Linked DNA regions of Homo sapiens: region 1 is linked to region 2. The links are chromatin contacts, found by Hi-C or POLR2A ChIA-PET in ENCODE. All regions are on one chromosome and are shown on one strand. The core of a region is the stretch at or near the end of the contact, and the rest is flanking DNA. Distances in the headings are between cores, read along the strand shown.

What was found. A loop is a pair of places that touch in the nucleus more often than their neighbours do. ChIA-PET counts read pairs that join two places held with the same protein, here RNA polymerase II (POLR2A). Pooled maps may share reads with other maps.
Region 1: a loop to region 2 is called in a pooled map, with 7 times the contacts of the local background. The contact joins the promoter of AIF1 here to the promoter of HLA-B in region 2. A Hi-C loop is called at or near these places in 1 of 37 single-sample maps with no recorded cell type and 7 of 50 pooled maps. POLR2A ChIA-PET finds 5 or more read pairs at or near these places in 1 of 52 experiments (GM12878).

What each region holds. Positions count from the first base shown.
Region 1 is chr6:31,613,175-31,618,360 of GRCh38, forward strand. It overlaps AIF1 (allograft inflammatory factor 1), which reads left to right and starts at 2,060. Exons shown (of 6, transcript NM_001623.5): 1 at 2,060-2,180; 2 at 2,347-2,408; 3 at 2,496-2,562; 4 at 2,930-2,971; 5 at 3,170-3,332; 6 at 3,642-3,841. The coding sequence starts at 2,156. The coding sequence ends at 3,726. RefSeq lists enhancers at 2,325-2,825, 2,826-3,326.
Region 2 is chr6:31,355,386-31,358,428 of GRCh38, forward strand. It overlaps HLA-B (major histocompatibility complex, class I, B), which reads right to left and starts at 1,794. Exons shown (of 8, transcript NM_005514.8): 1 at 1,701-1,794; 2 at 1,303-1,572; 3 at 782-1,057; 4 at 1-207. The coding sequence starts at 1,773. RefSeq lists an enhancer at 1,237-1,860.

The DNA of each region.
Region 1 (5,186 bases), core at 810-3,309, 260 kb after region 2:
CAAAAAACAAAAAACTGGGGACCATTGGCAATAATACTCCTATGTCCCCTCTTCCCTACTTTGTTTTCCTCCATAGGCACCTGGCGCCTTTTTTTTTTTTTTTTTTTTTTTTTTGAGACGGAGTCTCACTCTGTTGCCCAGGCTGGAGTGCAATGGCGCGATCTCAGCTCACTGCAACCTCTGCCTCCCGGGTTTAAGCGATTCGCCTGCGTCAGCCTCCTGAGCAGCTGGGATTACAGGCACGCACCACCAGGCCCTGCTAATTTTTGTATTTTTAGTAGAGATGGGGTTTCACCATGTTGGTCAGGCTGGTCTCCAACTCCTGACCTTGTGATCCGCCTGCCCCAGCCTCCCAAAGTGCTGTGATTACAGGCGTGAGCCACTGCGCCTGGCCACCTAGCACCTTTAATATACTTATTTATTTGTATTGTCTGCCTTCCCCAATTAGATCAACCATGAAGACAAGAGTTTTCATTTGTTGGGTTCTCTGGGCCTAGAGGCATGTCTGGCATATAGTAAGCATTCAGTAAATATCTGTTGAGTGAACGTATGAATAAAGAAGTGAGTTCCTCCCAGCAGGCACTGAGAACATTGGGAGTACAGGGTTGCAGCTCTCTCTGCAGCAGGAGAATGTAGCTGCAATAAAGGGAAGTCAAGAAGCCAGAGTCCAGCCAGGTGCAGTGGCTCATGCCTGTAATCCCAGCACTTTGGGAGGCTGAGGTGGGTGGATCACAAGGTCAAGAGATAGAGACCATCCTGGCCAACATGGCGAAACCCCATCTGTACTAAAAATACAAAAATTAGCTGGGCGTGGTGGTGGGCGCCTGTAGTCCCAGCTACTCAGGAGGCTGAGGTAGGAGAATTGCTTGAACCCAGGAGGCAGTGGTTGCAGTGAGCCGAGATTGCACCATTGCACTCCCGCCTGGGCGACAGAGCAAGACTCCGACTCAAAAAAAAAAAAAAAAGCAGCAGCAGCAGCCAGAGGCCACTCCAGCATCTCCCCTACCTGGCTTGGGTCAGGGAGAGGGCAGTGAGAAGTGAAAACTCCCAGCTACAGAAAAGGAAATATGTTGGGGGGAAGGGAGAAGGAAAGGTGTCTTCATCAATGCCGGGGCAGGGTAGATGGAGCCCTGGGCAGGGAGTTTGGACCAGGAAATCTCAATGAGGGAAATGTGCTGTCCTCACCTCTCCAAGAAGCGACTGGCCAAACAGAGTGACAGAGGGGATAAAGGTTATGCCTAGGGAGGCATGTGTCAGAGGCTATCATCCACTCTGTTGAACCCACAGTGACCAGCACCACCATCACACAAACATGCCTGCATGTGTGCACGCACGTGCAGTGTGCAAACCTGATGTCAGCCTCACTCCCTGGCTCTTCTGTCCACAAACGCTGTTTCTTTAAGTACCACTTTCAGTTCCTCCAAAGAATCTACTTAAACTCTTAAATTCCTGATCTCTATAGATTTTACTAAAGATTTCAAAGGAGATAAGATGAGAGGGTTACGTTGCACATTCTAAAGCAAACAAATTAAAATGTTTTGTTAGACATTTCCATATTTTTAAGGGCCTCCTTGGAGCTGCCAGGCTGGGAGTGAGGTTTCTCTCCCTTTCTAAACCCTGTGCCCATCTTGTCACCCTCCTGGAGCTGCCAGCAGACTTCAGATTCTTCTCCGATCTACAGAGCAGAAAAATTCAGCCAGCCCTTCCTTGTCTTCCTATCCACAGCTGCCTGCCCAGACTCATGAAACCTGACAAAATGCAAGGTCTTATCATTACCTGAACCTTGGACCTGTTCAAAAATACTAGTTCCTGAGAATAAATATCCCTGGTGTCTTCCTGCCCTTCCTGCACACCTCCAGTGGCTTATCAAAATATTTGTTTCATGCGCACACTGGGCTCTCATTTAAGAGGAATTTGGGAGAATGTTATTTTCTAATCTGCATTTCACACCAGGCTCCCCCTCCTTCCTGGGGTGCTAGTGTCAGCAGAACCTGATGGGGAAGTGAGGTCTGGGAGGCAGAGGAGGAAGGAATGAGGGGAAAGGGGAAGTTTGGGAGGAAGGCTTCTGAGAAGACTGGTGGGAGAGAAGGAGAGCCTGCAGACAGAGGCCTCCAGCTTGGTCTGTCTCCCCACCTCTACCAGCATCTGCTGAGCTATGAGCCAAACCAGGGATTTACAGGGTAGGGAGGGTGGGATAGGCAGCGGCATTAGATCGGAGGAATGAGATGGACAGACCTGGGCTGTGGGCTAGGAGGGCAGTCAGCTGGCCTAGGGTAGCCCGGGCTGGTGTCAGGGTAAGGAGAGGAAGGGAGGGATGAGGGCTGATTAATTTTTTTCACCCCACAGGAGGAAAAGCTTTCGGACTGCTGAAGGCCCAGCAGGAAGAGAGGCTGGATGAGATCAACAAGGTAGAAGGAAGAACTAAGGGGGCAGAGCCAGGGGGATGGGGCGTGGATGGGGAGGGCCTACCCTGGCTCTTATTTTCCCCTCCATAGCAATTCCTAGACGATCCCAAATATAGCAGTGATGAGGATCTGCCCTCCAAACTGGAAGGCTTCAAAGGTGAGGGGGAAACTGTAGGCGGTGGAGACAGGGCTGGGGGTAGGAGGGTTAGGATTTCCACAAGAACAAGGCAGGAACAGCAGAGATAAAAAGTTTACTTTTGTGGTAGCAAAAGGGGAACCTGCCTTTATTGCCCTCCTGCCACACTGCGGTCCCTTTCCCGGGCCTGCCTCTCTCAGCATCCCCTCTAGCTCCTTACACCCTAGCGGGGCCCCTCAACTCCCCAACCCCACTTCCTCTGCCTGCCCCTCCTCCTCCTTCCACGTTGTCTCCTCCACCTAGCAGTTGGTTGGCAACCCCTTCCTCAGTCCCCTGCTGAAAACCCTCCAGTCAGCGCTTATCCCTTCTGCTCTCTCCCCTCACCCAGAGAAATACATGGAGTTTGACCTTAATGGAAATGGCGATATTGGTGAGAAACGGGTGATTTGCGGGGGCAGGGTGGTGTGCAGGCCTAAGAAGACAGAGGTCTCTCCTACATGCTCCATTCCTCATGATTTGGGAGGGGGCCCACCTACCACAGTGGGAGGAAGGAGAATGGGGATGCGGAAGTGGGAGAGGAGAGAGAGGGTCTCCCCACCTTCTCCCCATCCCCATCCTCTGCCCCCAGATATCATGTCCCTGAAACGAATGCTGGAGAAACTTGGAGTCCCCAAGACTCACCTAGAGCTAAAGAAATTAATTGGAGAGGTGTCCAGTGGCTCCGGGGAGACGTTCAGCTACCCTGACTTTCTCAGGATGATGCTGGGCAAGAGATCTGCCATCCTAAAAATGTGAGTGTCAATTTCCAACCTCCCCTGTACTTACCTGTTTTCTCCTCCCCCATCCCTACCCTTGTCCACAGGCTCAACATTTCTACACGTTGCCCATCATCCCTTCTTCCATCCTTAGAGGGACCCTTCCAAGGTCCCGACCCCATCCCTATCCATAGTCCTGGTCCCCAGAAACTCCAACCCCTGCCCTTCCTCTTCCCCCTTCCACCCTCACATCCCCATCCCCTTCTAGCCTTTCCTAGCACCCTATGATTTATTCCCTTGAGAGGAGTGTTCCCTGATCCCTGTGCCTCTTCCCATCTCAACCAGGATCCTGATGTATGAGGAAAAAGCGAGAGAAAAGGAAAAGCCAACAGGCCCCCCAGCCAAGAAAGCTATCTCTGAGTTGCCCTGATTTGAAGGGAAAAGGGATGATGGGATTGAAGGGGCTTCTAATGACCCAGATATGGAAACAGAAGACAAAATTGTAAGCCAGAGTCAACAAATTAAATAAATTACCCCCTCCTCCAGATCAAGTCAGCTTAGTTTTTATTTGGGTGATTTTTTTCCTGGGTTTGGGAAGGAGAGACAGGTCTTGAGGGAAAGGTGGCAAGGATTTGGCCATATGAACAATCCATCAACAACGCTATAGTGTGTCCACTACAGCAGATGGTTTCACGCACCAAGGGGGATTCCAGCTGTGTAAGACAGCCTTAACCTCAAAGAATGCAGGCAGGTCAAAAACACATGTCCAAACAAGGTACTCAGGCCCATGACAGATTTCATGAAGAGCAAGGAATACCATGAACCAACATTCTCCACCACTATAAGCTTTGTCACTTTGACAAATCACTCAGCCTCTGTGAGGCTTTTTTCTAAAAATGGGGATAAAGTGACCTATGCTATTGTGCCTGACATATCATAAGCCCTCAATAATGTTTAAAACTTGAATGAGCCGGGGCCGATGGCTTATGCCTGTAATCCCAGCACTTTGGGAGGATGGGGTGGGCAGATCACCTGAGGTCAGGAGTTCGAGACCAGCCTGACGAACATGAAGAAACCCCGTCTCTACTAAAAATACAAAATTAGCCTGGTGTGGTGGCGCATGCCTGTAATCCCAGCTACTTGGGAAGCTGAGGCAGGAGAATCTCTTGAACCCAGGAGGTGGAGGTTGTGGTGATCCGAGATCGCATCATTGCACTCCAGCCTGGGCAACTAAAAAGCGAACTCCGTCTCAAAAAAAAAAAACCGAACATACAAACAAACAAAAAACACTTGAATGGGTAGATGAATGAAAGAACTGGTGCTATTAAATAAAGCAAAGAATTTACAGCTGGGCGTGGTGGCTCACGCCTGTAATCCCAGCACTTCAGGAGGCCGAAGCGGGCAGATTACCTGAAATCAGGAGTTGGAGACCAGCCTGGCCAACATGGTGAAACCCCATCTCTACTAAAATACAAAAAATTAGCTGGGCATGGTGGCAGGTGCCTGTAATCCCAGCTACTCGGGAGACTGAGGCAGGAGAATCGCTTGAACCCGGGAGGTGGAGGTTGCGGTGAGCCGAGATCACGCCATGGCACTCCAGCCTGGGTGACAAGAGTGAGACTCTGTCTCAAAAAAAAAAAAAAAAAAAAAAAAAGACTGGAAGGAGAAACTCATTGGAGACAATGACTATGGACATCCCTTTTAAGAATTTTGCTGCAAAGGGTAACAAAACGGTATGTGTGGTAGCCGGCCGGGGAGAAGGGAGAAGAGAATCATTTTGGAAGTTTGAAAACAGAAGTCATCTTAAATCTTACTGAGCCTCTGACTAAAATTCTCATCTGATTTCCGCAAACTTTTCTGCCTTCACTTTTCATAATGAATAAGCCGCCT
Region 2 (3,043 bases), core at 544-3,043:
CAGAAGGCACCACCACAGCTGCCCACTTCTGGAAGGTTCTATCTCCTGCTGGTCTGGTCTCCACAAGCTCAGTGTCCTGAGTTTGGTCCTCGCCATCCCGCTGCCAGGTCAGTGTGATCTCCGCAGGGTAGAAACCCAGGGCCCAGCACCTCAGGGTGGCCTCATGGTCAGAGATGGGGTGGTGGGTCACGTGTGTCTTTGGGGGGTCTGATGGGAAGAGTCAGAAAATTCAGGCGCTTTGCATCTTTCATGGGACACCCTAGGACCACCCATGTGACCAGCCTGAGAATGGACAGGACACCTGGGGTGGGGAAGGGGCACAGAACCCAGACACCAGCCTGGACGCAGGCACCTGGGATAATCTCCTATTCATTGGAAAGTTCGAGTCTCTGAGCGGGGAACAGGGACTTCTGCTCCTGATCTGAGTGGAGGTAAAGTGACTCAGAAGTGCTGGAATCAGAGCCCCAAACACACTGAGTGTGAGGCAGAGAACAAGGCCTGAGAGGAAAAGTCACGGTTCCCAAGGCTGCTGCAGGGGTCAAAGGGGACCCCTGATCAGTATTCTAGGGACTGTCTTCCCCTCCATTTCCTCAGAGACGTCATTCCTTAATTGTCTAGAGAGAAGAGGGGGCCCTCAGAGGAAACTCAGGAAAACTCATGCCATTCTCCATTCAACGGAGGGCGACATTCTAGCGCTGATCCCATTTTCCTCCTCTTCTCGTGGGAGGCCATCCCCGGCGACCTATAGGAGATGGGGAAGGCTCCCCACTGCCCCTGGTACCAGCGCGCTCCAGCTTGTCCTTCCCGTTCTCCAGGTATCTGCGGAGCCACTCCACGCACTCGCCCTCCAGGTAGGCTCTCCGCTGCTCCGCCTCACGGGCCGCCTCCCACTTGCGCTGGGTGATCTGAGCCGCCGTGTCCGCGGCGGTCCAGGAGCGCAGGTCCTCGTTCAGGGCGATGTAATCCTTGCCGTCGTAGGCGTACTGGTCATGCCCGCGGAGGAGGCGCCCGTCCGGCCCCACGTCGCAGCCGTACATGCTCTGGAGGGTGTGAGACCCTGGCCCCGGCCCCGCGGTCAGCCCAGTCCCCCGAGCCCCGCCCCGCCCCGACCAACCCGCGGGGATTTTGGCCTCAACTGAAAATGAAACCGGGTAAACGCGCCTGGGGCTCTCGCCGGTCGAGGGTCTGGGCGGGTCCCGCGGCCTCAGGGAGGCGGATCTCGGACCCGGAGACTCGGGGCGACCCGGGCCGTACGTGGGGGATGGGGAGTCGTGACCTGCGCCCCGGGCCGGGGTCACTCACCGGCCTCGCTCTGGTTGTAGTAGCCGCGCAGGTTCCGCAGGCTCTCTCGGTCAGTCTGTGCCTGGGCCTTGTAGATCTGTGTGTTCCGGTCCCAATACTCCGGCCCCTCCTGCTCTATCCACGGCGCCCGCGGCTCCTCTCTCGGACTCGCGGCGTCGCTGTCGAACCTCACGAACTGGGTGTCGTCCACGTAGCCCACTGAGATGAAGCGGGGCTCCCCGCGGCCGGGCCGGGACACGGAGGTGTAGAAATACCTCATGGAGTGGGAGCCTGGGGGTGAGGAGGGGCTGAGACCCGCCCGACCCTCCTCCCGGCGCGGCTCCTCAGGTCCTGCGCCCCCGCCTGCGGTCCCCTCGCTCCTCCCGGCAGAGGCCATTTCCCTCCCGACCCGCACTCACCGGCCCAGGTCTCGGTCAGGGCCAGGGCCGCCGAGAGCAGCAGGAGGACGGTTCGGGGCGCCATGACCAGCATCTCGGCGTCTGAGGAGACTCTGAGTCCGGGTGGGTGCGTGGGGACTTTAGAACTGGGACCGCGGCGACGCTGATTGGCTTCTCTAGATATCCAATACCCAATGGGAGTGGGAAGTGGGGACGCGTCACGAGTATCCTGGAAGAAGGACCCGACACAAGTTGGGAGAAGAAGTGAAACTCAGGGGAGTGGGGAATCCCCAACGCTGCGCCTCCCCATTGCAGACGCGGCCCTCGGAGCCTGAGACCCTGAGAGCCCCGTCCGGGACCTGGGACTTCGTCCTGATCCCTCTTCTCCTACACCAAGCCTCTTTGTCACACTGTCTGCCTGAGTCCTGGACAAGGATCTGTCTGTGGAAACCAGGGAGAGACCCCCAGGCTGCGCCCAGCCCCTTCCCCTTCACTTCTCGTCCTGGAATCCCTGTCCCTGAACTGGACTCCCTGCCTCCCACTCCTTACCTCTCCTCTTGGACTCTTGTGTAGGGAAACTGAGCACGGGGAACTTGATGCCAGAGAGTGAGCTCGCCCTGGGAATGGAGGTGTAGAGACAGGGGTTTTCTCTTTAAACCTGGTGAAGTTTTCTCTGAAGGCACCGCATAGGGATTCTCATAGAGACCAGTTTCCTTTTTGTTTGTTAATACAGTAGGTAGCACAATATTGGTAATCCCTGAATGATTAGAATTCCAATTTGTAAAAGACCTGTGTCAAAACAGCATTACAATTAAACTCTCAAAGCTCCTAAGTTTTACTTTCCCAGACTGTGGATCTGTAACTCTGGGTTGTTGCATTTAAAATTATCTTCATTCCCCACCCTGAGTTTCCCTGTGTGAGTCCAGAACATCTCCTGAATATAAAGAAGCAGGGTTTGTTACTGTCTATTGCAACCGGGAGCCTGTAGTCATCACCTCAAAGTTGCGAGTGCTCCATGCAGTCCCAATGCTCTTCACCGACGCTGAAGCACTGCCTGTTTTCCTGAACTCTGCACATCCAAGCAGTGTGCGTATTTTATCTGAACACTTGGTATTTTTGTAACTCTTTTTTTTTTTAATCATAAGGAGCCAATTAGTTTTTAGGAAGTCCAACAAAATGTATTAAATACCGAATGCAAAGAACCCTCTGCCAGGCTCTTCCACTGCTTTAGAATTCTTTCTCCTGCTCCTTTTCCTCACCTCCTGCCTCTCCAGCCCTTCTGTCTGCCCCTCTCATCCCTCACACCCCCGCTCCCCTTAGTCCCCGCCACCCTGTCACTCCTGAATTGTGGCACTAACACTGTC